Linked DNA regions of Mus musculus: region 2 is linked to region 1. Evidence: chromatin loops called from intact Hi-C (ENCODE). Cell type or tissue: left cerebral cortex. All regions are shown on one strand. Each heading gives the region's core, and the rest is flanking DNA. Links, peaks and the distances in the headings are about the cores only.

What was found. Hi-C counts contacts between places; a loop is a spot of excess contacts. Peaks named below come from ENCODE experiments on the same cell type or tissue, not always from the same donor. Only the 100,000 strongest peaks of a DNase experiment are listed, where the experiment ranks them.
Region 2: it touches region 1 in a loop (2.7-fold over the local background); 2 of 42 quality-filtered maps call a loop at or near these places.

The regions. Positions count from the first base shown.
Region 1 is chr4:142,880,612-142,896,523 of GRCm38, forward strand. No RefSeq gene overlaps it. Among named protein-coding and RNA genes, the nearest start is that of Gm42341, 240 kb to the left of the region's middle. In left cerebral cortex, for the core only: no CTCF peak of the experiment used is centred there; a DNase peak (open chromatin) is centred at 7,437.
Region 2 is chr4:142,946,104-142,962,015 of GRCm38, forward strand. No RefSeq gene overlaps it. Among named protein-coding and RNA genes, the nearest start is that of Mir7021, 180 kb to the right of the region's middle. In left cerebral cortex, for the core only: no CTCF peak of the experiment used is centred there; a DNase peak (open chromatin) is centred at 7,900.

The sequences.
Region 1 (15,912 bases), core at 5,941-8,440:
TTCTTCCTGGTTGGGGCAGGCACCACACTGAGGATAGGCTGAGTGGTAAGGGAAGAGTGCCCCCTTCTGGCCATCTACCACACTTCATGGTGTTCTTGGGGCAGACACTGGACAATATCCCTTAAACCCAGATGTCCAAGCTCTCTTGCCCTTGCCGACAGACATCCCAAGGCCTTTGCTCTATGGTTATTAAATTCTCTACCCTGAAAGCCCATCCATTAGCAATTCTATTAAAATTCCCCTATAGTCCTTATGAAATCACAAGGGACACCAAGGTCAGGAAAGGATAGTGTTCTCCCAAGGTCACAGCTCTGGAGGGAAAAAAAAAAAAAAAGCCTGACATTGCTGTTAAGAAGGGCCAGGCCCCTCTGATATATCTGTTAGCAATAGTAGATCAGAAAATGCAGGTGCGGGGGGGGGGGGGGGCTATAGGGGACTTTCGGGATAGCATTTGAAATGTAAATGAAGAAAATACCTAATAAAAAATTGGGGAAAAAGATGTAAATAACCAATAAAAAATAAAAGAAAATGCAGTGAGGGGTGGAGTGGGGGTGGGGGTGGGGAGGAAGACAAGCCTTGGAAGAGAGCAAAGGCTGGGGTACTTAAGGGCACACAATAGATTAAGCAGACATTGTCAGCAAAATGACTCCTCTCTTTCTGCTGCATCCAGATGCCTTTGTCTTCATCCTAGCCCTTCATTGCCTAGCTGTGCAATTCTGGGAAAGCGACTCAACCTCTCTGGGTGTCAACTTCCTAATCTATAATATGGGTAATCTGTTTAAATAGCAAGGTTTTTGTTTTTTTTTTTTTTCTGCACAGAGAGCCTAATAGATCAGACCCTAATATCAGCCTCATGCATCATGTCTAGCTGAGCTGTTTCTACAGTGCTGGGATGAGCCTCTCAATGTTCAGACAGAACTTGAAGGTTCTGCCACCTGTTACCCTTGAGCTGTGTGTCACCAGGTAGACAGGGTGCAGTCGGGAAACAGCTGAGTTACACTGCTGGGAGCCTCAGCTACCCACAAGCAGGGATCTCATGGCTAGGCACCAGAAGAAAAGTAGATCAGGGAGAACCGGGGAGAACGGGGCTGAAGAGATGGCTTAGTGGTTACGGGCATTTGCTGCTCTTCCAGGGGATCCAAGTTTAGTTCCCTGCTCACAGTAGGCTGCTTACAGCTGCCCGTAAAGCCAGACCCAGTGGATCCGATGCTATCTTCTGGCCCCTGTGGGCACCTGCACATATATGGCATACACATGGCATGAGAAAGGGGAGAGGGAGAGAGAGAGGGAGAGGGAGAGGGAGAGGGAGAGGGAGAGAGAGAGAGAGAGAGAGAGAGAGAGAGAGAGAGAGAGAGAGAGGTCGGGTTCAGCAGGTAAAGGGTCTTGCCACCAAACCTGACAACCTGAGTTTTGTCTCTAGTACCCACATATGGAAGAAGAGACCCAACTCATACAATCCGTCCTCTGACCTCTACACACACTCCCCCTCCCCCCCCAACATACACACACTAAATAAATAAATGCCATTAAGAGATGTAAGAAATATGACAACACAGACTTGAGGACAGAGAGCAGTATGCCGAAGGACAAGAAGAGAACCCAGCGTGGCACCATCATGGGGGAGGAGCCCAGCCCCGTCCTGCAGACAGCCACCTCCACTCCCACGGGGCAGTCACACACGATCTGCTTCTAACCCTCAGATCAAAGAAGATGGTGGTTCCACTTAAGCTAAGCTCGATGTCTTCCTCAATCCACCCTAAGTCCCTTCATTGCTTATACAAGTTATTGAAAGGAAGAGAGAGAGAAAAAAAAACTAAAGTCAATAATGTGTTTTAAAATCCTGGCACCATCGCAAAGTGCATCTTGCTCCATCCTTGGTGAACAGCCTGCAGAGGCGGAGTTGCTGTGGTTTTTCTGAGCTTCAGCCCACTGAGCAGGCTTTGCAATTGTGTGCCTCTCAGATTCATAGCTGGAAGGGTGATATTGCAGCCTCGGGGACCTGTGGGACTTATGCTTAGGTAGGCTACACAGCAGTGACTTTGTCTACACACCTGCCATCTCCTTCCTATCTGTGGGCTTATGAAAAGCTCCAGCAACCAGAGTCTTCTATCTGGTGAGCCACACCCTCACGCTCAGCATCTGTTACAGAGCTAATAAGCGGATGCAAGGTACCATAAATGTTGCACGGATAGAGTGGGAACCACTGCCTGGCTTCTCCTCAGCACAGAGAGAGAGCTTAGGGTTCTCTGTGACAGATTTATCACAAATGAGTTGAAAGACCCAGCTGACCACTGGAGGACATGGTAGTGCCATCTGTAGCAGACTTGGCAGTAGCCACCAAGAAACAAGAGATGCCTGACCTTGGGGTGTGGGTGTGGTAGAGATAATTGTCTTGGAATGGGGTGGGGAAGGGGAGTAGAAAGCCAAGATGGCTTTAAAGATCCAGGGACATAGTTCAAAGTGAAAACTTTCTCTAGGGAGTGACTTCTGGAAGGGAAATGGTGTGTTGTCTTAGACACGTTGGCACAGTTTCCAGCCATCAAACCTGGGGATGTGGTGGAGGAGGACTCTGCATTCCTAGTGTGGCTTTTGTCCCAGCCCCCTCTTCAGCTGATATTGGTACTGAGTGAATGACCCGTTATAAGAAGTTTTGTGTATTCCAGGTGTGTGCCAGACTGTGGACTGAGAAAGGCAGAGAGACGAAGCCAAGGCTTTTAAAAGACTCAGCGAAACAGGTGGATACCACCAAGCATCGGGCCTCAATTTCCAACATTGCATCTATGATTAGGAGAGTTAGAGTCATGACCCTCTCAGCAAATGTCCACTCCTAAAAATCTAGATCCCACGTGTTGGAATTGAGATGGGTGACCTACAGTAGTAACTAAAAATGAGCCAGAGACAAGGAATCCAGACAGACTCCCGTGGCTGTCACTGTCTCTGATACCATAGTCATGTGGTAGCTAACGGGGTCAATTTGACACAATCTAGAACCCTGGAATCAAGTTGGCCTGTGATCCTGTCTGCCGGAGACAGTCTTATGTTCATTGAGGTGGGAAGACCTGCCCACTGTGGGCAGCACCATTTCTTAGGCAGAGAGTTTTGGACTGTATGAGGAAGAGCTAAGCATCCACAAGCGTGCATGCTTTCATTGCTCTCTGCTCTTGGCTGTAGACATAATGTGACAAGTTCTTGCCTTGACTTCCCCACAGTGATGGACTGTGGCCCAAAATCGTGAGCCAGCTAAAACTCTTTCTCTCTCTGGTTGCTTTCGTCATGGTAGTTTTTCATAACACTGGAAACAAAACTGAAGCAAGAACATCAACACACACTCTGAATTAGGAATGTATCTTTAGTGAGGGAATCAGGATGGTGATAAATAGTTAAGGCTAATTCCTGACTTGAGAAGAGAACAGAAAGAATGCCACCTTGGCATGCCTGGAGGAGAGCGAGCTTTGCAGTAAGATGAGAACGTTGGGTCAGATGTCTACAGAGCCTCTGAGCTTGGAGGGTGTCAGACTTGGAAGGATTCCACCAGAGGTTATAATATAGGCAATGGGCCAGGGAGCTGGGTACTGGAGTCCAGAGTTGCCCAGATCTACCTGCTCTGAGGGCAGAGGCAGGGCTGGCAATGATCCCAGGGTCTCTTTCACTGTGGAGCCAGGGAACTATGAGACAGGGGGAGCTAGCCTGGGGCAAGAGTGGGGTCAAAGCATATCCAAACCCCAGAAATCTTGTCCTGGAAGCTGCAGGAGTAACACCACTCTCTCCCTGTGCCCCCACCTTTCCCAACACAGGAGGTCACATAGCCAGTAGCCAGGTTAAACTTCCTCTCCCCTTATAAGGTCATGCCAAGCACCACCTGGACTTCCTCTTTATGCAAATGAGGCGTCCCCAGGATCCCAGCCCTGACCAATAATGTACACTCACTCCAGATAGCCCCCCTACTCAACCCCCAAAGACTTAAACAACATTTGTCCCCCCCTCCCCCCTTAAACAAGCTGTCTCACTGAAGCCTGTCTCCAGAGAGTCTGTTCTTGTCTGGGTCATGCTGCTACAGGTGGGCATTTTCAAGGTGGTCATGCAGGCTATAGCTATGGGAGAAACAGCCCCTCATGTGAATGCAGAAGGAACCCCTCATTTTCCCCTGCTCTTCCCGTGGCTCCTCAGTTCTGGGTGAGACCCCAGGCTGGAGTAAAGTTCAAGTATGTCCCTTGGAGGGGCATCCAGGACTCTTTCTCCCAAGCATTCAAGCCTTTTGTCTCATATCTGACACACACACAGTAGGTACTCAGTAAGTAAATGCCTGTCAGGTACATAGTGACCAAAGCACACACCCTTCATCTCCCTCGTTGTACTGATGCACTTTCGCTGAGGCCAAGGAGCAACCTGGTCCATCAGCCTGTGTCCTTGAGTATGTGACCAGAAGTAATACTGTTTTCAGAAAGATCAAGGCACACAGCTTTAAAGTTTCTAGAACCTCATTTAAACCTTTTTAAGGAATAGGGATACAGATCAGTTGGTAAAATGTTTGCCAAGATGGCAAAGCCCGGCGTTTGCATTCAGACACTGCATAAAAAACAGGTACAATGGCACATGCACGTGATCCTCGAATTCAAGAAGTAGAGGCAGGATGATGAGTAAGTTTAAGGCCATCCTTGCCTAAATGGTGAGTTTGAGGTCAGCCTGGGTTATGTGAGACCTTGACTCAAAAGAAAAAAAAGTGCTTGTTTTGTTTAAGCTGAAGTTTAACCTTCTAGTATATTTTTATTTACACCAATATATTAAAAATTAAGGAGATCATCTTAATCTGTAGCTAATAGAAATGAGGCTGAAGCACTGTATTTTTTCCCACCTCCTATATTTAAGATTGTAGAGTTAAAGCAGAATTTGAACCAGTTACATGTCAAGAGTCCAGTTGTCACAGGCGACTGGGGACTACCATCTCAGACCTGGCTAGGTCAGAGCTGTGGACTTTTCAAAGAAAGAAAATTCTCCAGGTATGAAAAGCAATTCGTATCATTCTAAACCATGCAAATAAGCAAACCCCTAAGAAAAACAGATCCATGTGGCAGACTGGCCAACCAGATCAAAATGGCACACAGATCCAGTTAACCCAGAGCATGTTGTGAACCCCAAGTCCTACACAAGTAGGCTCAGGACTGGTGCTCACAGACAAAGCATACCAGCTGGGTGTGAATGTGCATGTGTGTGCATGTATGTCTATGGGTGTGTGTATATCAGTGTGTATCTGTGTGCATGTGTGCCTCTGTGTGTGTCTGTGTGGTGTGTGTGTCCCTATGTGTGTGTGCATGTGTCTATATGGTGTGTGTGTGTGTGTGTGTGTGTGTGTGTGTGTGTGTGCATGTATGTCCATGTATGTCTCTGTGTGGTGTGTATGTATGTGTGTGTGCATGTGTGAGTGCCTGTATATCTGTGTGTGGTGTGTGTGTGCGCATGTGTATGGGTACATATGTCTGTGTGTGGTGTGCCTGTGTGCCTATGTGTGGTGTGTCTGTGCTCACGTGTGTGTGTGTGTGTGTGTGCGCGCGCGTGCGTGCACACGCGTGTCTGTCTGTCTGTCTGTGTGTGGTATGTCTGTGTGTGTATGTTACACAACTCGAGCCTAAATTTTTAAACACACAAATGCATCTAAAGTAAGTCATGTATGTGGACTGATAATTCTACCATGGCCTGGACTGTAGACCCTAACAGTTGAAATGCACCATGCCCCTGTGTGTCCATCTGTGTCTGTATGGGTTTGTGTGTCTATGTGTGTACATGCTTATTTGAGTATGCATATGTATACATATGTACATGTCAGTACACACATATGTGAAGGCCAGGTGTTGGCATTGTGTATTTTCCAAATTGCCTCTCTTGCCTTATTTCTTGAGGAGGAGTCTCTCACCGAAGCCAGAGCTTGCCAATTCATTGTGACTGGCTAGCCAGCAAACCCCAAAAGTCCTCCTGTCTCTAGCATCTCCAATGCTGGGATTATAGGTATGCACCATCTTTTCTACATGGGTGCTGGGATCCAAACTCAGGTGCTCTTGCTTGCATGACATTTTACCAAATGAGCCATCACCCCAGCTCAGAGACAGGTTAAACACATACCTAGAAGTCATATCTGAGCTCTGGAAGACTGGACTTCACACGTGACAAGAAACATGTAGCTGCTGCAGGGAGCTAGAGGCCTAGCAGATACACAAAAGCCACCCTGCTGATGAATGCAGTTTCCAAAACCAGTGAATTTGCATAGTACTACAGATGCAATGAATACGATTTGCTTGCATCTTGCCCACGGAGCCACTTATTAATAATAACAGATTATTGCTCTACTAGTTTGGTATCTGTAGTGAAGCACCAGGAGCCAGCTGAGAACAGAACAGAAGGGGAGCAAATTGGACTGTGAAAAAAAAGGAGATTAACATAGGTTAAGCGAAGGAGGGGGGAATGCTTCTTGCTCGTGCAACATACTTCTGAAGCTACCATTCACATAAATAATGAAGTGACTCTTAAATACAATCTTAACACAGAGGCTATTCTGTGCTTGAATCCTTTTTTAATAAGGAACAGCATCTGAGAAGCAGGTCCTGGAGGAGAAGCTAGCACTGCAGAGTTGAGTCTCTGCCCACTGCCTTCCAATCGCAGCTATGCCTTAGAGTCCGTACTTCCTGCTCCCTGCTGGACAGCCCAGGCAGAAAAGGGGAGTTCTTAGTCTGTTCTAAGAAGAAATGGGGAAACGATAAATCAGAGCTTGAAGAAATAAACCAAAGGTCATAGTCCCTCTCGGCTTCTCAGGAAGGATGCTATTGATTTCAGTAAAGGACTAATGACAAGGGGTGGAGTTAAGTTATGAAGGCAGGGGACCATCTACAGAGACCTCAGAATTACTAAGGAACTGACAGGAGACAAGATTAAACACATGTGTGCTCAGGCACACAGCTTGGATACACATCAAGGCCCTCAAGACATGAATGTATACTTACCAGTGATCATTGCAACATCACAAGGAAAACTGGCTGTCACAGTGCCTTAAGGTTTTGAAATGACTAAGTGGACCCTTACCAATACCAAAGGCTGTCAGCTCACCCTTTCTCGAGCTCTCTTGGTCCCTGGAATATATTTAGGAGCACCTAGTCCTTCTTCTTGTTTTCACTGTGAGCCACTTCGGTCCATTTTACTCTTAAGTTACCACTAACACCTTGGTACCCAGCACCCCAGTGCTTTAAGCTTTGGCAACACTTTCTGGTAGTGTGGCCTCTTTCCTTCTACCACAGAGAACTCTGGCCTTATTTCTGTCACCACCCAGTCTGTGAGTTCCTAGATCTGGCTGTGAAATACTCTTACACACACATTTTTTTTTAAGCATCTTAAAATCCTACGGCAGAGGAGGCACCCACCCAGCCATGATGGAATTAGAAATATGTTGGGGTTGGCACGTGTGAAACTGCATGCTCTCCTTCCTGCCAAAGATGGGGGATGATTGATTGAATGGGAACAGGAAGTCAGCTTGCCAGGATCCATCTAAAATGAGATGTATGTGCTTGGCTGTGTTTCTAAAATGAAACGAATGGAAAGGTCCACGTGGCTTACAGCACGTTCTAAAGATAACAGGTCACTTGGGGAGGGGGGGGGCGGTTGTGTGAGATGACATGGCACAAATGGAGTTCAGTTCCAACTCCTGGGAGATAGAACATTTTGGAAAATGGGAAGATCACTGTTTGGAAACAGTCTGAGTCTATTCGCCGCAGCATCCAAAGTATGATCCCGACCTGCCTCCTGGGAGGGAGATGCAGGCACTGTTGTCTGTGGAGCAATGGAGCACCTTAAAACTGGTTCCAGTGAACAACACTCCTGCATGTCTGTTCCATGCCAGACACTTGCTGAAGCTCAGGGGACAGGTGAAAAGCATGCAGCCCATCCTTCAAGATCTTGTAATTCAGTAGAAGAGATCTGCCTTCCATTATTTGTTCTGTATTGTAGTACTTGTGTCTAGGAAAACTAGAGTAGGATGCCGGTACCCTCCCTGATCACACTCCACCTTAGTTCCCCCAGCAGAGTCTCTCTTAGGCTAGACTGGCTGGCCAGCCACATCAGCCTCCTCCAGCTCTGGAGGAGATGAGACGACTTCTCGGTCCCTGTGATCGGGAAGCTAAGACCCAAAGGGTGTGAAGAGTGTGGCCAGGGGATGGGGCGAGGAAGACAGTTCATGAAGCGTTATAGCTGGGTCTGAGCCACCTGAATTAAAAACCAGGAACTGAATCTTTAAACTCTGTCTTATCCAGAAAGCCAGCAGTCTAAGAAGACGGTGGGTTAGCATCCTAAGGGTCGGTCTTCCTCCATTCTTCAGCCAGAGGATTCTAGCAGGAGGGCAAACACAGGCAGTCAGCCAGTCCAATGGTTAGCCTTGACCTTCCGATCACATGGTCTGTCTTGTCTCTTAGATTTATGGTCTTGCTCTTTTCCCTGATGGTCTCATCTCTCTGTGTCAAAGGGCAAGGGTTCCAGAACACCAAGGCCACCTCGTATTACTCCTGTGTCCTCCTGTGACTGTTTGTGTTGGCTGTCAACTTGACAGGAGGCAAGCCTTCAGGCAAACCTGTGAGGGATTGTTCTGATGAGGTTAGCTTCTGGGTGTGCTTGTGAGGGACTGTGAGGAAGCACTCCCCTAAAGAAGGGTGGCATTATCCCTGGCCTTAGGTCCTAGACTACATAAAGTCAGCATTCACACCCTTCTGCTTCCTGGTTGTGCTCAGGTTCCCTCAGAACAAACCATAGTGAATGTGCAGATTCCTTTCTTAGAGAACAATGCACAAACTCATTCTTATATTAGCAGCTGTGAAGGGTCTCTATCACTTCCAAGACTGCATTCCCAGGGCCCCAAGGGCCACAGTGAGTGTCACATGGTCCAACATAACCACATTGCAGAGGGATGGGAGGAACAGCGGGTCATAAAGCCACACATACAGGTGTTGAAGACCACAGGTGTCTACCCAGGAAAGGTGCACTCCACCTGGAACCAGAGGTGTGTGATGAGCAGGTGGGCGCCTCCGTCAGCTGGAAGTTCTGGAAAGAATGTTATACATATTCTGCCTGAATTTTGGAAGGTAAACAGAAGGTGCTGAAGTGTACATAGACTCCTAAAGAGTTTGCAGAAGTCATGTCCAATGTTTTTGTTTCTGTTTGCTTTTATGCTGTGATAAACACCATGATAATAACAACAACAACAACAATAACAACTTAGAGGGAAAGGGTTTATTATAGCTGACAGTTTGTAGTCCATTATGAAGGGAAGTCAAGGTAGGAACCTGGAAGTAGAAACTTCAAGAGTAACCATAGATAAATACTACTTACTGACTTGCTCTTCATGGAGAACTCAGCTTGTCTGTCTATGAGTGTGTGTATGTGTGTGTTGGGGATACACACACATACACACACACACACACATATACATATACCTTTGAGATATATATATATACACATATGTATACACATATGTATATATCTCAAAGGTAGGCATACAAATATATCAGGGATCTATATATCAGGAATATGATATATATATATATGCTAAATATCAGGGATATGTGTGTATATCAGGGATATATATATCAAAGATACACACACACACACACACACACACACACACACATATATATATATATATATATATATATATATATCAAGGATATATTAAGGATATATATATATGAGGGATATATCAGGGATATGTGTATATATGTGTGTGTTTGTGTGTATGTATATATATCATATATATATATATCTCAAGGATACATACACACATATATATATCAAGAATATATTAAGGATATATACATGCATATGAAATATATATATTCCTGATATTGGGGATTTATTTATTTATTGGGAACTACCTGCCTAGTGGTGGTGCCACACACAGTGGGCTGGGTCTTCCTACAACAATCATTAATGCAGAAAATGTCTCACAGACTTGCTAACAGGCTAATCCAATAGAGGTTTTTTTTCTCAATTGAGGGTTCACTTTCAAGATAGCTCTAGCTTATGTCAAGTTGACAAAAAAAAGACCTATGCAGTGTTCCCCTCTTTATAGAGAGAACAAACTAAGACACCATAGAAAGATCCTCTTTTTCAGGAGCATGGAACAGGTCTGCCACACTGTTTTCTTGGCTTTAGGAGCAGGCTGTGTTTGCCCTGTTAAGGAATTACTGTCTTCTCTTTTCTGCCTTGGAGAAGTCACCAGTTGAGCACATTTGCTTATGGCTCCCAGCCCAGCATGCAAGCTGCTGAGTTTATAGTCCACAAGCCAGTTTAGCAAAGGCCTCCACCCACACTGTCTCAGAGTATCGCCAGACAACCTGGTAGACAGGGGCCTGTATCTCACACTCCCAGATGACCTGAGAAATCACCCAGGTGGCCTTGGGCAGAAACCCATCATGGAACAGCATCTCCAGAGCACAGAGCCCCACTCCATGTGGTGTTCCTCCTTAAGACTTTCTGGTCCAGAGATATGCTCATCTCACTGTTCATAGGAGCACAGGTTAGCAGGACCTGGAAAGAGCCCGTGTAAGTAGTTCTTTTGCAATGAAGACAAATCTTGGTGCAAGAAATGCAAAGTGATCAGAGATGAGCCAGGGCTGATGAGGAGGGAAGCACGGCTATGATATAGTCCTGACTCTGGATGTCTCCATGCCAAAGCCAAGGGCAGAATGGAGATATCGTGTGTGAGGACCAAGGAGGTCGCTGATGCCAGAGAGCTCGAAGATTCAGGAACATCAGCCTCCTCACCTAGAGTTCTCAAATGAACCTGGGGCAGACAAACCCTAAGAATGACAAGCCAGCCCAGCAATGTGACTCCAGAGAGCAGATATCTGGGATACAATGGCGGGTGCAGAGTGGAAGGAAGGAGGGTGGTAGGCATCTTCTCTCGCAACTCGATTATATTTAGAGTCACTTTGGAAACAAACCTCTGAGTGTGTGGGGGGGTGCATTTCCAGAGAGTTTTAACTGAAGTAGGAAGACCCACCCTGAATGTGGGTGGCCTCATCCCGTGAGCTGGGAACCCAAACTGAATAAAAGAGAGAAAGTAAGCAGATGCACCCGGTGCCATCCCCGAAGCCATGCCTCAGGCTGCTGCTGTCCTACCTTCTCTGCCATGACGGACTGTATCCCTCAAACTGTGAGCCAGGGTAAACCTTCTTCCCTTAAGTTGCTTTTGTTGGGTGTTTTGTCAGAGCAATGAGAAAAACAACTAACATAGGAGGAAGGGAGGAAGAAAGAAAGGAAACAAGCAAGGAAAGAGGGTGTATTGTCACAATGTTAATGGAATTGATTTCCTTCTGCACACATGAATCCACCTACTTCAGCCAAACCCACCAAGCACAAACCTGGAAGCAGGGGTTGCCAACATTCCTGTTGCTATGTCTTCCAGTAAAAGCCCATTATATTAAAACATAGCACCCACAGCTTACACCCATAGCACCATACCATGGAGCCTTACAACAATCAATCTACTCAAAAGACTGAAATGCATGCCGGGGGGCATCATTCATCAAACCTTAGTGAAGGTTAATGTAAGTTCAGTTTGTGTTACTCTCAAGTTTGACCCCCATAGAAGGTCAGTAATTAGGATATTGGAGACCATAGAGTCATTGGGAGACTAGACCCTTTTGGAAGGAGCTAGGGTAGGACACTTGGAGGTGGAGCAGTGAAGGATGAAGCCCTCAGAGGTTGAGAGGGCTGAGGTATGGAACAGGAAAGGGGAAAGGGACATATATGCTTCAAAGGGAATGTGTCAAACAGCTACATCAGCCAGCTTTCCTACAGACCTTGCGTTTTTTTTATATAGCAAGTTTGGGCTGAGCCTACCTCCTACCACAGCTGGTGAATCTATTTTCCACAGCCACCTGAGGATGCGCAGACAACACCCTTTGGTTGCTCTTAAAATCCTAGAAAGGAAAACAGTCTTGGGGTGGGAGTAGGAGGAAGGTTGGATAAGTATTGGGTTCTTCCATGGGGCGTGGAGGGTCTCAGAAAACCTACAGGGACCTGCATGAAGACCAAGCTGCACATCTGCTACAAACGTGTAGGAGACCTAGGTCTTGCCCATGCATGTTTCATTGGTTCAGTCTCTGTGAACCCCCATGGGTCAGGTTAGTTGACTCTGTATGTCTTCTTGTAGTGCCCTTGACTCCTCTATCTCCTAACAGTTAGAGTGGGGCTGTCTCTGACTCTGTTGCCTGCATTTGGATCCCTTTTCCCTAGCTGGGCTGGCTGCCTTGTCTGTCCTCAGTGGGAGAGGGTGCCCTTAATCCTGCTGCAACTTGATGTGCCAGGGGGCTTCTCCTCCTCAGAGAAGGGGAAGGGGTAGTAGGGGGAGAGGGTTATGAGGGTGGGACTGGGAGGAGGGGGGTATGTAATGGGAATGTAAAGTGAATAAATAAATTAATGAAAACAAAAAGAATAAAACTGCCAAACAATAAAAGAGGAAGAAAGAAACCCTTGATTACCAAATGAGGGGAATTTAGGTGCTTTTCCCACTTGGAGCCAACCCCTCCAGTTTCATTCATGGCAGAGTAAAGAATTTCATGTGAAATGTTCTCTCTAATTGTCCAATTATCTATTGTCTTTCTCTGTAAAGGATTATATGGCTAAGTCATCGTGCCAAAAACAATTTCAAGCATTTTATGTTAACAGATTTCCATAAGGGGAGGAGAAAAGGGGAAGAATTCATCATTTCTGAGGTTAGAGACGTTTCTTTAGAAGTAGGGGAGGGTCTCAGTAGCATGCATGAAGCACTGGGTCCCACCCTTAGCATCTCAAACTATTGGACATGAAAGCGCACCTGGGAGGCAGAAAGAACAGATGTTCAAGGTCACCCTCTGTTACATAATGAGCGTGGGGCCAGCCCAAGATACATTAAACCCTGTATCATCAAAACTAAACAATGGTAAAAAAATTTCTCCCACCACCTCAATGGCTCTGGTAGCAGTGGCTTACCAGGTCTTTTGGGGACAGTAGGTACATCTGACATTCCATGACATCCCAAAGAGGACCCTTTCACCAAAGGCAACCATTAACACACGTCTGGAACACCTGATGCTTTAAGCAGTTCAGTTATCTGGAGTTGATGGATCATCCTTGTGATTCTGACAGGAGCAAGCCACAGAACTGGAAGAGCTTGAGAACTGGTGGCATTCATAGATGAGACTGGAACCCCAGATACAAACTTGCCTTCTTAGCTGGCTTGGTTGCTTCTGTACAGGGGTTCCCAGATGAAATAACTTTTTCCAAATACCCCTAGATTCAGGGGATAGCATGTAAGTTAGATGTGATGGTTTGCATATGCTTGGCCCTATTGGAATGGCACTATTAGGAGGTGTGACCTTGTTGGAATAGGTGTGTCACTGTGGGCATGGCCTTAAGATCCTCACCCTAGCTGTCTGGAAGTCAGTATTGTGCTAGCAGCCTGCAGATGAAGATGGAGAACTCTCATCTCTGCCTGCCCCATGCCTGCCTGGATGCTGCCATGCTCCTTCCTTGATAATAATAGACTGAACCTCTGAACCTGTAAGCCAGCCCCAATTAAATGTTGTCCTTATAAGATTTGCATTGGTCATAGTGTCTGTTCACAGCAATAAAACCCTAAGACACTAGGTGTGAGCACAAAAGCATAGGGCTCTTGGGACAAAGTGAGGCATGGTAATGCCTGAGTCACACCACAATGCCTGGCTTTTCTGTGTGAGTCCTGGGGATGGTTCTGATCTCTGTGCTCGCACAGCAAGCATCTTACTGACTGAGCCATCTTCCTAGCTCCTAGCTCTTTATGATTCACATTCAACCAATCACTCTCCTGTGCTCAGAGCTGGACACTATGCAGCCCAACCACACCACTGTCAGAACTCTGCCCTTCTCACTTGCCTGTCAGACCCTCCCACAAAGCAGGGTCTCCATCACCTCCTTATCACAGAAACTGACACGCAGCCGACTCTTGCAAACAAAATAGCATCATGTGTTACTGGAGGCAGGCTGACAACATAGCCAGAGTTCAAGCCTGGACACTTTCTGCAGAAAACCGAGACCCTGAATCCATCTGTCCATCAGCTCCCCACCAGAGCCCGCAAGACACCTAAAGGGGACTCAAGGAAGGATGTTCACATCCCCAGAGAAAATAAAAGATAAATAGTTACAGGAATGTGAGGGAAGGAAAACCAATTTGGATGAATAGGGGGAATGCATTAGGAATACAATAAAAACCACTCAGCCAACAGAAAATGAATGGACAACTGGTGCTTTTGTGTGAGAGAAATCAGTTACCTGCTTGGAAAAATGGCAAAGAAACCGAGCCTCGGGTGCATCCTCTCAACAGAATAATCGCAATGTTGACACATAGATTTTTCTCTTTAAGCCTCCCGTGAAAACCCACGGAGGAGAGGGAATGTTAGGCTTGGAGTGGGAGGTCCACGGGCTAGCCTATGCCTCAGGTATGTGTGTCACACATGGTCTCCTGGTTCTGGCCTAGAAGTTTCTCTTCCTTTGTCTTGGCTCCCATCTCTGTTCTAAGTGTCGAGAGCCTCCTGTCTTTTTGTAAGCCAGATCATCAGGAGGAAACCTGCTTGCTACACACCTGTGTGTTCCTAGAACACAAAAGGTCCCTAGAAGCCATACCCAGTGGCTCAAGCCTGTAACTGCAGCACTTAGGAGGTACCAGTGGGAAGGTCTATGTCTGGTGACAGAGGCAGGGGCATCTCCTGCCCACCCAGTACCCTTCCAGATAGCAAAGCCCTACACAGAGAAGGGCTACAGTCATACCATGTACTACCCAGGACCAGTGTTCTTCCTGGAACCCTTTGTCTGGAAATGTCTTTGAGACGTTTATAACACCCAGCTCAGCAAGAAATAAATAATTAAAGGAAACACATGCTGACTTTTAGTGAAATTTGCTGGTGCCCATCAGCCAACCACAGACCCCTGTCTCCTCATGGTTCACACTTCACCCTTCCCACTTCCTCACAAGTGACCTCAAAAGAATGGGCTCTGCCCTTTCCTGGTGGGCTAGGATTTTTACACTTGATCTTAGCCAAAAGGCCGAGAAGCGATGGGCTAGGATTTTTATTTCAAACTCCAGTAGTGTTACTTGCTAATACAATAAACTCTTGACTAAAAACCTGCCTCCCCCTCTCTCCTTCCCTCCCTTCCTATGTTCCTTCCTCTGATCTAAACCCTAAAATTTAGGGTTATCTTTGGACACCGAGCAAGTTTGAAGCTAGCCTGGGCTACATGATGACCTTTCTCAAAAATGTAATGTGTTCTTTCAGAAATAAAGTTATTTGAAATAGCTGAGCAAAGGCAAATGTCTCATTTCACGTTCAGTTATGATGATAAAAACGCCATAGTCAAAAACAAGTTGGAGAAAGTAGATGATTTGTACTTCCAAATTAGTACAATTTATCACTGAGGGAAGTCAGGACAGGAACTCCAGGCAGGAATCTAAAGGCAGGAACTGAAGCAGAGGCCATGGAGGAGTGCTGTTTACTGACTTGCTCCTCACAGCTTGCTAAGTTTGTTTTCTTGTACAACCCAGGGACACCTGCCTAGGGTTGGCACCACCCACAGTAGGCTGGACCCTCTCACATTAGTTGTTAAATCAAGAAAATGTCTGGGCATGGTGGTGCAGGTCTTTAATGCCAGCACTCAGGAGGCAGAAGCAGACCAATTTCATCCATCCATCCATCAATTTAATTTTAAAAAAAGGAAGTGTCTTAAAAACACGCCTGATGAGGCATTTTCTCAACCAAGGATCCTCTTCCCACAAAACTCTAGCGTGTGTCAAGCTGGGAGGGAAAAAAAGAACAGTGAACTTTCTATTCTGAAGGAGAGACAATGTTGGTGTGATGCATAAGGGAAACA
Region 2 (15,912 bases), core at 6,898-9,397, 66 kb after region 1:
AATGGATTGTTGAGTGGGCATGTATATGGTAGGAAGGTGGGTGGATAAATAGGTGGGTGGATAGATTGTTATGTAGGTAGATGGATGAGTGAATTGATGGATGATGATGGATAGATGATGGGAAAGTGGGAGAATAGATGGATGGATTGGTGGGTAGGTGGATGGATGATGAAGACATGGGTAGATGAACAGATAGATGGATAGACAGATGAAATGGAGGGCAGGTAGATAGATAAATGGAATGATATGTGGACAGGGGGATAAATGAGTAGCAAGGTGGGCAGAGGTCAGATGGGTACATGAAGATGGGTAGGTGAGCAGGTGGCTGAATAGATGACTAGGTCGATACCTAGATGAAATAGATGAGTAAGTGGGTACAGAGATAGGAGAGTGGGAAGGTGGATGAGTGGATAGATGATAGAAAGATGAGTGGGTGGATGCATAGGTAGATAAAAGGACGGGTTGGTAGACAGGTAGATGAATGATAGATTAGTTGATTGGTGGAAATATGTGCTAGAGGATGGGTATATGGATAGATGAAAGAACAGATGAACATCCCACATTCCTCTTGTAGGGCCTCCTTTGAAGGCTTCTCCCTGCCATTCACATGGATGCTGGGCTTCCAACTTGTTCATTTAAGCAGTGAGTCTCTTGCCCCCGGAACTTCAGAGCATATACTCACAGGACATACATGGTCTTCCCTAGCTCCTGGGATGTGAGCTCAATGGAGAACAGTGCACAATCTGACTGCCAGTGTGACAGTGACCCATTCATCAAGGACTCAGAGTACGGGCACAAATGGAAACCCAACTCAGCTACCCAGATGGGAGATGGGAGCAGCTTCACTAGTCCTCATTTATCTACAATGTCAGTGGCTTGGCTCAGGCCAGGCTGCGACCAAGCCATGTTTATCGCGAGCTGGTGACTTGCTTCTATACTGTGGTTGGAAGGAGCTCGTGGAGAAGAAGGAACACTCATACATCGATGGCTTTTCCTCCTCTCCAGCCAAGCTGTGGCCTCTGCTTCAGCATCTAGTGTATGCATCACAGGTCTCAGAAACTCTACATTTTGTCTGCAGCCCCTCACTAGCCAAAGAGCAGAGTTAGGATAGAACAGAACACAAAAAATAGCTTTGGACAAGAGGCAGTGTGGTGACTTCTCTGTGGTCTGGGCACCAGTCGGGGATCGATTTGGATGAGGCAGGACAGCAGGCATTCCTGTAAGATGAAGGTCTAATAATAGCCACCTGGACAAATGCATGTCCCCTGGGTTTTAACAAAGGCTTACCACATAGCCATTCAAAGTAGGACCACAGCAAAGGATGTAGGGGTGTGATGAAAGGTTTCTGATAGTATTGATAGGGGGAAAAACAGGCTTTAAAAATGACCTGTAGTTTCTAATTTCATTTGTTGTTTAGAATCTAGATGTACGATAGAAGTGGACCCCAGAAAACAACCATTACTTACTTCTGAAGGATGGGGGCCTGGATCACTCAAACATCTCTCTTACTGTGTTTTCTACAACGTGTCTAATTTTCTCTTAAAGAGTCTAGCGTGTAGATTTTTTTTCTTGCTAGTGTGAAGAGAAAGAAAAAACAAACAAGAATGAACACTTTGTCTGTGCATGGAATATCAATACAATAATGAATGTGGGCAGAACATGAAGAGATGCCCCTCACCAGCTGCCTGAATTAAAGCTGTCAGCAGCTGCACGCTGTGGCCTCTGGAGCGGGGCTTGTTTCTCCTAATGCAAGTCTTAGCCTCCCTGAACTGCCAAAGCCCTCCCGCGTCTTGCTTCTGAGGCTCTGCCAATTAACACACAAGCCTGTCTCCATCTCAGCCTCTTCTGCTCCCAGCCCCTCTGACAGTCCCACCCCTGTGTCTGTTCTCTTCCGTGTCTACGGTTAGCTCTACCAGGGATGCTCCTGACATCTATGGTGTGCCTAGATGTCAGGACTTCTCTTCATGCTTCCCAACCCACAAAAGAATCCCTCTAGGAAGAATCTCCTCCAGCCAAAGTTGACCTCAGATACCCAAAGCTGAACCTGCTGAGAGATGATCCCAGGAAATGGTTTTGTGCTATCCTTCAGCAAATACAATGGAGGTTGTTTTGTCCCCCAGTACACTGTGAGTGGTGTGTGTGTGTGTGTGTGTGTGTGTGTGTGTGTGTGCATGCAGGATTACGAGAATAAAGAGACATGATGCCGGGAACTCTAACCATGGTAACAAGTGACTGGAGGGTCCCCAGGGGCCCATGAGAACAGGAAGAGGTTTCTTTCACCCAAGCGCATCCTCACTTGGGTGGAGAGGGCATCACTTTCTACTGGGGACACCCAAAGAGCACTGGAGCATTCCATTCCTCCATCTGGGAGCCCCTTGTGGTTTCCTACATCATGAAAACCATACTCCTTTGTTCTTAAGGAGACAGTACATCTTCAAATGGTCTGTAGACCCCAGTCGTGACACAGCCTCACCCTGAAGCCACAGCCTGTCTCATTCATTGCAGCCCAGCTGTCTTATTGCCTGCCAGCCCCTGCCACCCATCAGATTATGTGCTGTTGTGATCATAATGGACAGGGTGATTCTGACTCCTGATGTCACTGCAGAATAAGGAGAAGCTGGCTTGTGCCTGGAAAAGGGCATGGCAGATGTGAAACTGCTGGGTCCCTGGTTTCTCTCACTTGGGGACATACCTAATAAGGGGCTTGCTTTGCCACTCATCCCTGGTCTTGGAGCTCAGGGCCCGCCCTGTCACCCTCACTGCCCCTAAGCGCCATCTGTTGCCTCTGAAAGTCCCGTTACCTTCAGGGATTAGTACCTCCATCACATCTGAGTGCAGAAAGGCCTATGAGCCTGTCTCCTCCCTTAATTCCCAGGGTTAGGCCAACATCTCATCCATAGACTGACCTCTATGCATTCTGATCTGGTGTTAAATGTACCTATGAGCCATCTGCCCTCAGCAGTGAGTGGTGTGTGTGTGTGTGCGTGTGTGTGTGTGTGTGTGTGTGTGTGTGTGTGTGTGTATGTGTGTGTGTGTGTTGTGATGTGTGTATATATGTGGATATGGCTGTGTTTTGTGGTGTGTTTCTCTCTGTCAGTCTATGCATAGGTAGGCCAGGGCTGGTAATAGATTCTTCTTCCTCAGTTGCTCTCTGTCTAATTTTTTGAAACAGGGTCTGTCAAGGTTTCGGATGTGTTGCTGTAATTTAAAAAGAAAAGCACCCTGTCTAAAAATCAGCTCTGTGCAAGGGGGAAGGTGGGGGGGGGGGTATATTTTAGCTCTCAACTCCAGGGTGCAGTGCATCATTTCAGGGAAATCAGGGAAGCAGAGACTAAATTTGCCAGTAACATCACAGCCATAGTCAAGAACAGAAAGTGAGCTGTGCATGCGTGCTTAGTACTCAGGCAGCCTTCTCCACACTTACACAGTCTGGGTCCAAAGCCAGGGAATGGTGCCACCCACTTTCAGGCTGGGTCTTCCCTCATCAATCAAGACAGTCAACCCAATCCTGCACATATAGATAACCCCCTGGCCAACTCAATCGAGACAGCCCCTCCCTGAAACTCTCTTCCTGGTGATTCTAGATTTGGCAACTAAAACTAACCATCACAGTGTCTCTAATGGAATCTGGGGCTCACCAACTCACTTCGGCTGGCTAGCCATTGAGTCCCATGGGTCCTCCTGTCTCTGCCTCTTTGGTACTGGGGTTACAGGTGTGTGCTGCCACACCTAGCTTTAATAGGGGTTCTGGCGGCTGAACTTGGACCCTCACGCTTACTTGGCCAGCATTTTACCCACGGCTTTATCGCCCCAGCTCCTCTGGGCATGCTTTAATCTTGCCTATGATAATCTGTGGCATTCTATGTATCATCCAGGGGAAACAAATGTTCAAACTCTCATCTCCAACACTAATGGCCTTGAGAACGTTCAAACTGGGCCCACTTCATTCAGGGTGTAAATGGCAAACACTTTGTTCAGCCGTAAAACAAAGAACCAAATTTCCTGTGACCCAACCTGGCACCTTTGAATCCTGCCCTTTGTTAAACACACTCCCCATGAGCACAATTAATCCAATTTAGCTCCGCGAGAGAGAAATTACTTCCCTTAATGGTGCCATATTGGAATTAACCAATTCAACACTTAACCTGTATTCTCTTGTGAGCAGCCATGCTGAAGACTGTCTCCTGGGGACTTTGGAAAAGCCCTTTCAAAGACTGGGGGGTTGGGATGGTGGAAGGAAAACTTGAAAGATTAGCTAAGAGAAAACATCACTGGTCTCTTCCTATATCCAGGGTGGCATGAGCGTTTCTTCTTCCTCAGCACTGGGATCCAGGTCTAGTTTCATGATATACACTCAGCCACCCACTGCAGACTGACCAATAAAATCAATACCCAAAGGAGCCTCTGTCTACTCCTCTGGGATCAGAGTCACAGTCAGATGATGTCCCAGGGACGGCGATTGAGTGACCAAAGATGCAGAATCAAAATCAACAGACCTGCTTCTCCTTCATCCAGGCAAGAGATTTTAAAAGTGCATTCGGATCTTAGCTGGTCCTGTCTGACCTAGACGGCAGTGCCAACATGTAGCAAGGCGGGTCAGCAAAGAGCCAAATGTAGTGTCTCAGCTTGCTTTGACTTTATAAATTCTGCAGCTCCCTCCCCTATGTGTGAGAAGGGAAATCTCTGCCAAGTCAGGAATTCAATTCTGATCCCCTTTTCTCGGCACGGGCTTCCTGAAGTCTCCTGGTGGCCATTGTGCAAATGAACTGGACTTCCCAAGGGCTGAGACAGAAGGAGGGGCAGGTGTCCTGAGAACTGCATTTCTACCCAACTACAAAGAAGGGGCAGGATGAGATGACACAAGCTGGCATCCCTCTGCATCAGGCCACCTCCAAGGGGCTCTGCCCAGCTCAGGATGAACCCACATTCTTCAGCAAGGTGTTGCCATAGGCTGCCTTAGAATCTTGTCACCAGGATGGGTGGCTGCAGCTCAGAAGTGAGTGAACAAGAAAGCAAGTCCTGAGCACCCACATTGAGAGCCTGCATTGTCTCTAGAAGCTTCCAAGGACGCCCCAGGGCGGTGGCTGGCACAAGCCTCCTGGCCTGACTGACACAGCAGCTCTCCCCTCCACCTGGCAATAAATCCATGCATTACCTGCGATTCTCAGTGCTGTCCCTGATGTAGTGCCCACCCGTCCCTCTCCTCCTCCTACACCCGGCTGTTGTCAAGCCATCAGCAGCTTCTCTGCTGGCTTTGTCCTGTTTCACATAGCTCATCTCTTCCCTGCCACAACAGCAGCGACAATGTCTTCTGAATAATGTGGGGTCCCTTGTGAAGTTCTTCCAGTCATTCAACAAACATTTATATGTGCCAGTTAGTGTTAGGCAGAGGCAGAAACAGGAGTGGGACAGAGGTTCAAGATGGAGCCAGGGAGAGTGGGAGGTGGCAGGGGGAGAGCAGGATAACCCTTGAGGAGTCTGCAGGGTGCTACACGCTTCTAGGATACAGGCAGCCAGGGAACCAGGGGTGGCTTAGGAGTCAAGCCTCTGCAGTCCAAGGTCACAATGCCCTTTTCTCAGGTTGGGTGCCCTCAGAAGAGCATTGGAGGATTCCATGAGACGATCCCTGAGACCCATCGGACACTCTGTCCACACATAGAAAACGTCAGCTCTTGCCCTTATTCTGATCAAAAGCTGAACTAGGGGAATAGCTTAGCAAGCCAAGTGCTCACCATGCAATCATGAGGCCCAGAGTTCAACCCCAAGAGCATCGTTGTAGCAGCACGCATTTGTAATCCCAGAGCTAGGGAGTTGGTGACAGGAGGCTCCCCAGAGCTCACTGACCAGCCAGCCTGGCTTCATCAGTGAGCCCCAGGTACCAGGGAGAAATCCAGGCTCAAAAGCAAGGTGGACAGCTCTTTTTTTTCGGGGCGGGGGGTGTATTTTTTTTTACTTTTTTATTAGATATTTTTCTTTATTTACATTTCAAATTTTATTCCCTTTCCTAGTTTCCCTTCCAAAAACCCTCTACCCCTCCCCACTCCCCCTGCTCCCCAACTCACCCACTCCTGATTCCTAGTTCTGGCATTCCCCTATAGAGCATAGAGCCTTCACAGGACCAAGGGCCTCTCCTCCCATTGATGACTGACTAGGCCATCCTCTGCTACATATGCAGCTAGAGCCATGAGTCCCACCATGTTTTTTTGTTTTGTTTTGTTTTTTGTTTTTGTTTTTTGGGGTTTTGGTTTTTTTTTAATTGGTGGTTTAGTCCTAGGGAGCTCTGGAGGTACTGGTTAGTTCATATTGTTGTTCCTCCTATGGGGCTGCAAACCCCTTCAGCTCCTTGGGACCTTTCTCTAACTCCTTCATTGGAGACCCTGTGCTCCATCCAATGGATGGCTATGAGCATCCACTTCTGTATTTGCCAGGCACTGGCAAAGCCCCTCAGGAGATAGCTATATCAGGGTACTGTCAGCAAGCTCTTGTTGGCCTCTGCAATAGTGTCTGGTTTTGATGATTGTTTATGGGATGGATCCCCAGGTGGGGCAGTCTCTGGATGGTCATTCCTTCAGTCTCTGCTTCACACTTTGTCTCTGTAACTCCTTCCATGGGTGTTTCGTTCCCCCTTTTAAGAAGGACCAAAGTATCTACACTTTGGTCTTCCTTCTTCTTGAGTTTCATATGTTTTGCAACAGCTCTTGAGGAATGACACCTGAAGGTGTTTCTAGTGTTTTACACACACACACATACACACACACACACACACACACACACACACACACATATGAGATAGTCCCTGCTGTGCATCAGGCAGGCAGTGACAGCTTAGGCATCACCAGTTCTCACCCTTACAGAGATCAGTCCCACTAGCCTTCAGTTCCAACAGTGTTGTAGGCAAAGGCAAGAGCCCAGCCATGTTCTGGGCGTGTTAGGGAGCCAGTGTGTGTCATTGAAAGCACAAGGGGGCAGCATAGGATCTGAGGCTGGATGAGAGACAATGGTATCCATGGATAGAAATGTACAGCTTCTCTGACAGCTGTCTACAGAGCAAATTGAAGTGAACTAGACTCATGTATACCCACTATGGGCTGATTTCAACTTGACAGTAGAAGGTTCTTGGGTGAGGTGAACAGGGCTGGAATGTTCTATAGACCAGTAGAGATGAGAGAGGCTCCGGGTCAGCTGGCTTGAATTTCAACCCTAATTTCTGCCTCTGCTCATGTGACCTTGATCAAGTCACCTGACCACTATGGCTCAGTTTCCTCATCTATACACCAAAGATGCAAGGACTATTATAGTGTCCCTGGGGTGACATTGATGCTTAACCTGTTAACTTGTAGATTTGGAAGATGGGGTGATGATGTCTGGACAAGTGACCCCAGGAAAAGCGGCAGAAGGGGAGAACCAAGTATCAAGGATCACCAAATAGGTGAAACAAGGCAAAAAAAAAAAAAAACAAAAAAAAAAACAAAAAAAAAAAACAACAAAAAAAAAAAACTGGGAACAGACGTTGGGTATAAAAAGTTTGCCCTGATGCTCCAGGCAGGCGTAAGATGCCAAGATGGTTTTGTTAAACGAGAAGATTTGACTTGTTAGATTTTTCTCCCAACTTCAGGGACTCAACAACTCCACTCCACACACAGCAGCGATGCAGGCCAGAAGGCAAGCCCCACTGCCTGTCAGTCAGAATGAGGCTGTCAGCTCTCACACCCTTGAAGCAGAGCTTCAAGAAACTTCGAGCATTTCTTAAGATAAAAGTAGCACGGAGGAATCAACCACCGAGTCAGCACGATGGCACGGAATGTGTTGCTATGACAACCTAACTCCCATTATTTTCAAATCCTGTGGCAAAGATCTAGCCAGCCACAGAACTGAATAGGGGCGCGAAGGGGCTTTCTGCCTTTTGTTTGTAGGAGGGAGTAGAGCCATCCTAAAATGGATCTTTTCATTTTCCTTGATAATGAGACGAGTCTGAAGCAACAGCTTCCCCTGAGGGCTTCTGTACCAAAGAGCCCTGTTCTCTGTCTCCACAAGACAATGAGTTACCTCGGTAGTGGTTGCCAGCAATGTCCCCGCGAAGCATCCTTCTTCAACGTGGCAAGCTACTCTGTAGGAATTAGCTCATGAATCCTCATGATGAGGAAAGAGGACAGAAATTATTTGTTCTGGGAATCCTGCCTGTGCTACTAGTCAACCATTTACATAGAGCTATATGGATACAGTGTCTATGGAAGTCAGTCCCCCTCCATTATTTTTATTATATTTTTATTTCATTTATGTGGTAGTGTTGGAGGGGGGCATGTGTACCAGCACTAGTGTGCCGAGGTACATGTGTGAGAATCCAGAGGGCAAATTGTGAGAGTTGGTTTTCTCCGGGAGATCCAACTCAGGTTGTCAGGCTTGGCATTGGCTGCCTGTACCCACTGAGCCATCCTGTCCTGAATGTTCTCATTGTTTGAAAACACCCATCACCGTCTCCAAGGTCCAATCTGGTGACCCGAGTGCCCAGTAAGAACGATGATCTATTATATGACTAGGAATTACGTCTTCTAAATATTAGGTCTCTGGCGGGACACACCTACTGGCTGCTGGACACTGTGAAATGGTGTCTTGACACTCTGATCTATCATCAAGAGAAACAGTGCTCATAAAGTAGATTAGAGACATAAAGAGATTCGGGACCTTAAAATAAACGCTCATCAAGTGCTCGCCGTGTGCCAGTCGCTAGGTCAGGAGACATAGCTACCAGTAAAGAAGTCTGTAAATTTCCTTTGCCTGCACCTGGGATATGGCTTGTTAGACTTACAAAGACATTTTGTTTTAGCACCTGTTCTTAAATCCTTAGCAACTGGTGGATCCTGATGCTTAAGTCTGCCCATAAACTTCCATCTGTCCAAGCAGGGTGGGAGGCCATGATGACTCAAGGAGAATTAGGTGACTGGCCTATTCATGTGTGTTGTTTTTATTTTCCCTCTCTTGCATTTCAAGGCAGTGCACATGAACATCTGTATACTTACATGTAGAGGTGAGAGGGCGGCTCAGATGTTGGCTGCCTTGTTTTTTTAAGATGGGGGGGGTCTCTCATTGGCCTGGAACTTACCTAATAGGTTGAGGCTAGCCATCCAAGGAATATCCTCCTGACTTTATCTCCCCAGTACTGAAATTTAAAATGTATACCACTTTTGATGCTCTTCCAAAGGACCTGAGTTCAGATCCCAGCTACCCACCTCAAATGGCTCAAGACTACCTGTAACTCCAACTCAGATACAGTTGCCTTTTAGACTCTGTGGATAGCAGCAGGCACAAGCACACACACACACACAGGATTGATACATACATACATACATACATACATACATGAAGACATACATAATATGTTTAACTAGTCTGCACTCTCACACCTGGCTCATTTACATGGGTTCTGGGAAATCAAACTCAGGCCCTTCTGCTTTCAAGGCAAGCACTTTAGCACCCAAGCTTCCCTCCCTGGCTCAGATGCTGACTTTTTAAACAGGGCATTTTGAGTTGAGTTTGGAAGAAAAAGTCTTTATTTAGTGCCAAAGGGCTCTCCTCTTGTCAACAGCAGAAATTCGGGGTCTGTTTTCGTCTGAGATACCTGTAAAAATCCAAAAGATAAAGCGGGTAGGTCATGTTTCAGTCCCAAGCCAGCTAGGGTTGGGGGTGGTGAGTTCCCTGGCTCTGCTCGCCATCACCGCAGTCCTGATGCAGAGGCAGACGTAGAAAGCACTTTGTTCATAACTAGCCGGCTACCTGCCAGAGCAGAGGGTGAAGAGCAATAACAGAACAAGTCTAAGCTCCCAAACTGTTCTTTTCCTGTTGCTGTGATAAAATAAAAAACACCCCCAGAAAACCAACTTAAGGAAGAAGAAGAAGTGGATTCTAGCTCATAGCTCAAGAGTACAGCAGGAGCTTGGAGAAGCTGCTCACGCCACATCAACAATCAGGAAGCAGAAGGGGCTGAATGCCCACTGCTGCACAGTCCCCCTTCTCCATTTAGAGCCTTCAGGATCCCAGTCAAGGAAAGGGGCTGCCCACGGTGGGTGGGTCTTCCCACCTCAACCAACCTAACCAAGATCATCTTCCACAGGCATGTCCTTGTCCCATGACTCTGTCAAGTTGACCATTAACACTAACCATCGTAAAGAACACATGGCTCTAAACAGGGGACCTCAAGCTACACATAAGCAGGTCCCTGACACACACAATGCACAACACTCCAAGCTGGATAATGTGTGTAAATCTGTGCCCATGCACTAAGCTCCCCTCAGCTTCACTTTCCTCTAGAATGAAGAAACAAACTGACTGGAGACAGGGCAGAGATCACCTACATCTGGTTTTCGAGACACTCATCATTACCATAAACAATGGTACCCCAAAGTACAGAGAGAGAGGCTATAGTATGTGCTCACAATCCATGGGATACTTCCAGGGAGACTAGCCAGATTCCCAGGGAGCTTGGCAGTCTGTGCACCTCTCTGGTAAGCAGCAGATACCAGCAACATAATCTCCTTGGAAGCGACCAGTGTTCCCACCATCTCACCAAAGACAGAGGATAAAGGAAGGCAAAAGTTGCCTTCTAACCGAAGGTCAGATTAACTCCCTGGCACACCTGGTTCTTCTCTACCACTAGCCCTGCACAGTCGCAGACGCCATTGAACAAAATGGTTGGATGTGTCACACACTGTTACATTATTAACAGTCACCCCTTGTCTTCCCAATATTTTGGCTACATTTTTTTATTTCAAAAAATCCAAACAGCTATAATTATAAGTTAACTATCTGACAAGACAGCTGACTGTGGCCTGTAAAAAGCAATTATTTTGACATTGATTATTTTCTACATGGGAGCAGAGTATCATAATTGTAGTTTGCTAAAAACGATCGCCACCTTCTAGGATGCACTCCTGATTTGGCTGGAGTTAATTAATGAGTGTTGTGGTGGGGTGGGGGAAGGTGAAGCCGACACACCATTTAACATACAAATTAATTGACATGAAATAAATTAATACGTTTAATTTAAATGTTATTAGTCTACCAAACAGAGAGAAACAGGCAAGGGGCTTCCGGATCCACGGCATTAGCATCAGCTACAGGGATGTCACCCAGTTACCATGGCAACTGCCTCATTAGGCTTCCCGGGGAAGCCACCACATAGATAGCATGGGGCTCAGGAACAGTGGGCAAAGGATTCCAGACATCAGATAGAAATTCAGAAATGCCAACTAGAAGAAAGCAGTGCTTTGAGGGTGGAAGTGGGAAGAAGCTGTTTATGTATAGGTGACCCGGGCTCCAGCCTGCAGCCAGAAAAAAAGGAAGGAAGGAAGGAAGGATGGATGAATGGATGGATGGATGGATGGATGGATGGATGGGTGGGAGGAAGGAGGGAAGGAAAAGGACCATCCAACATTTTTTGAGGTAATGGGGAAGCAGACATCATACAATATCAAGGTGGTTTGTGGGGAGAAAGGCAGGGCTTGCTCGGTAAAGAGCTGGATCTGCAATCACAGGCACCTGAGTTCAGATACCCAGCATCCCTGTAAAGAGCCAGATGCAACAGTGAATGTCCACAATCCCAGCACTGGGGAAGCAGAGGTGGTGGTCCACTGGAGCTCACTGGCCAACCAACCTAGCTGAACTGGTGAGCCCCAGATTCAGTGAGAGACCCTGTCTCAAATAGCAGACATAGGGGTTGGGGAGTTTTCTTAGCAGGTAAAACTGCTACCCAATGCAAGCTTTTCAACCTTAGCTCAGTCCCCAGGTCCCAGTTAAAATTCCAGCCAGAGTGGTGTGCATCTGTAATCCCAGCATGCCCAAAGCATGCCCAAGGAGAAGAGGGGAGGCAGAACCAACCAGAAGCCTTAGAGGCAGCTAGCCCTGAGTAGAGTATGGGTTGCAGTCACAGAAACAAGAGAGACCCTGACCCCAGGAGTTAGGAGAAAGCCAACCCCTAAACGTTATCCTCTGCTTCTAATTACATGTCATGGAATTTGTGTCACATGTTCCCTCATTCTCTCTGTTTCTTTCTCATACATACACAAAACAAATAATTAAATAAGGGCAGAAAGTGACTGAAGAAGATACCCAACATCAACCCCTGACTTTCACAAGTACACTGACACGCATGCAAACACACACACACACACACACACACACACACACACACACACGGAATAAGTGTAATTTTAAACGTATAAAGAAATTTGTTGGAAAGCTAAGCAACCATTGATGCAGAGAGAGAAGAAGATGCAGAGAGATAAGAGCCTTTGCCCATCCAATATAGCAGCCATTAGCCATTTGGCTGTTTCCATTTAATGAGAATAGCACTAGATAAAATAAAAGTTCAATTACTCAGCCATCCTCACTGCATTTCGCTGCTCAATAAACACACATGGCAGCTTGCAACTATACTGAGCTCTAAACTCAGAATTCCAGGGGCTGAATGAAGAGATGGTTCAGGGGTTAGGAGCACTGGCTCCTCTTCCAGAGGAAGCCATGCTCCTACAGTGAGACGCAAGGTAGAGACAGGAGAATCCCCACAAGGTGCAGTGTGCAGCAGGGAACAGAGACTTTCACCAACACCAACAAAGTGAAGACGGGGACTAATACCTGTGGTTGTACTCTGATCTCCATACAAGTGCTGTGATGAACACACACACACACACACACACTCACAACCATGTGTACATGTGCAGAACAATTAATCAATAGCCTGGCAACTGCCAAGGGAGTTTGTGAGTTTGCTTAGCCGATTCTTCTTGGTCCTACGAGCAAAGCCGAGTGATCTTTTCTTGGTATTTTCAAAGGATTTTTATATTAGCAAAATCTCCCATGATGCAGTGCTGCTTCCTTGGCCATTACTTGATAACAGCTGTGTGAACTTTCATGGAGATAATTAATCATCACTTGCTTCCCGATGGCTGAGCATTGGGGCTGGCTCTAATTTGTTACTGTTGATAAACAGGGAGGCATTGAGGACTGTTCTACATTGAGCTTTCTCTGGGTCACGGACCTAAAGGCTCTCTCTTGTCGGTACCATTTACAAGTCTTGCTTCAGCCAGGGCATGCTTTAATTCTGGCAAACACAAAGCCAAGCAGGACTCCCTCCTGTGGGTCTTCTTGGGGCCTGGGGGCCATTTAGGTGGAAGAAAGCTTTAGAATATAGGATTTCCCCCCAAAACCTCGTAGAGAGTTTGGAAATCCTGCGTTTTCTATTAGCTGTCAACAATGTTCTAGCTCATTGTGATGACTCAAAGGCTCCAATGTCCTGGTGGTGACCTGCACCCATTTATTGTCCATCATCTTCGTCCTTGATTTCTCTGACTCTGGTGAGAGATCCTCTGCAGAGAACCTCAGAGCAGGAGAGGTCTTGAGAGTCAGCCCTGCCTGCAGGACCAGCTCCAGGTGTGTGCAGCACATTCATCTCACCTCAGGATCTTTAGGGTTGGACATCTGCCATTCAGTCTGCTCCTATGACTACTTTAAAACACCCTTTTCATTTTAGTCTGCTTCTGCTTCCTCTCTGCAACTCCTCATATGTCATTCTCTAAACAGGACCCACTGGGAGAGGTGCCACAACCAAGGGGAGAGATCGCATGCACGGAACCAGACCGCTCAGCTCAGAATCCCACCTGAGTCCCTTTTTGGCTGTGTCACCCCAGATAATGTATTTGCAGGACAGAGAAACACATATTCTCCTCTATAGAATGCACTGTGTGTAAGAATAAAGCTTCCATGGACTCCTGCGGCTGCCCATGGGTAACCTCGTAGGAGAACGAAGACCTAAAGAAATTAGCATTGATGCTGCAGCTGCCATGGCTTCCATCAAGGACCACACAGAGTCAAAAAAAAGTAGTCTATTTTAAAGAAGAGGAGAGGTCTGCAAATCTAGAGGGCTTACACAACCTGCTTCTTCTAGCTTCATGGAAGAATAGGTTTATTTAGCTTACATTTCCAGGTTACAGGACATCACTGAGGGCAGTGAAGGTGGGAACACAAGACAGAAACCTGAAGGCAGAGCCACTTGCTATTTTGTTTGTACAATCTTCCTTCTGACCAGCCAAGGAGGTCACAGCCAAGGAGGCACAGCAGGAACCCTGGAGGAGCCCTGTTTGCTGGCTTGCTCAGTGTTCATGCTTAGCTAGCTCTCTACAGTGGTTTGAGTATGAAATGGTCCACATAGGCTTGGGTATTGAACACTTGGTCTCCAGTTGGTGGCGCTGTTTGGGAAGGTTAGTGGAAGCGTGCAGCCTTGCTGGAGGAAGTATGTCACTGGGAACAGTTAGAAGCCTAACTATATTAGTTCTCTCTCTCTCTCTCTCTCTCTCTCTCTCTCTCTCTCTCTCTCTCCCTCTCTCTCTGCTTTCTGTATGTAATTAAAGACATGATCTCTTAGCTTCCTGCTCCAGCCTCCTGTCTCAAAACTTCTCCCACTATTATGAAATTCCTGTCTGGAACCATAAGCCAAAATAAACTCTTTTTTCCATAAGTTGCTTTTAATTGTGGTGTTTTTATCACAGCAACAGAAAAATAGCCATTTCACTTTCCTATGAGACTATCTGCCCAGGCAACCGTGCTCCCCCTAGTCAGCTGGGCTCTCCTATATCAACCTAACAAGACAATCTCACACAGGTGTGCCCACAGGCTAATCTGATGGAGATCATTCCTCCATGTAGATTTTCCTCTCAGATGACTCTAGGCTGTGTCAAGCTGACCAAGCTAACAAGGACACTGCTTGAAAGTCACCAAGGAAGTCTATGGCTAATTATACCCTGATCCCTATCTCCACAAAGCTATGTGTCCTTCTGGCTGTTACAACTGCATTGCTACTGTATCATTATTGCTGTTGCTAACTGTTTGAGCCATTTGAAAATTCATGCCACAGTGTGACTGAGGAGATGCAAAGAGGAAAACCATGTTTGTGCTACCAATGGGGTAGCCCAAGGCCTTTGGTCTTCAAACACACACACACACACACACACACACTCACACTCACACATGCACAAACTGTATTGCAAAACCATAGCATCGCTTGATGTGTGGAATACACATGGTTTGTTTTGTGTTTCCCGCTACTGTAGGTTGGTCTGAGGGACCTAGTCCCTGGAGCAGGCCAATGTTAACAGTGAAGATTGCTACTGCTCGTTGTCTCCTCATGGTTTTCACAAGATCGCAGCCTTCAGGCTCACATTTATACAGTTTACAGTGGATTTGCAAAGATGATGCTGTCGAAAAACATTTTAAACCTCTCAGATCAGATACAAACACCACAACTGAGTTTAATGAACTCGGCGGCAGCAGGGGGGGGGGGGGGGCGGCGGGGGGGAGTTAATTTTGGTCACAGTGGAAGAACAAGCTGGTAAGAGCATGTCACTCGCACACTACTACAGCTGTCCCAGCAAAGCCAACCCTCTTCACCTACTCTGACCACACTCGGCAAGATACAAAATCAATTCTGTGTTTACCAGGTGCAGTGCAGGCCGCATGGCTGACATCAGTGCTTATCCAACACGGAACACGTAGCTGCACTGCACCCGAGGAACCTTTATTTAAAAAGAAGAAGAAAGAAAGAAAGGAGAAGATGTTTATTCAGTTCCCATTTCCTCCCAGAGAATATCGACCCCGGAGAAAACCATTTCCCGTTTGCATCTCATGAGCGCAAATGTGTTCCGAGTGTCTATTTGCGATGCGGCGCTAGAGTGGATTGGCTTTCCCCCTCGGGAACGTGAAGAGACTATCTCCCAACCGGGCTTGAGAAGTAATGAGATACTGACCGCCCCAACACCTGCTCCAGCTTCTTCCATCAGACCGTTGCTCCTCGGAAATTTGCCTTCCAGATTTTGGAAATAACTCCCTAGCACGTTCTGAGATAATGATGCCCCACACACAGTCAGC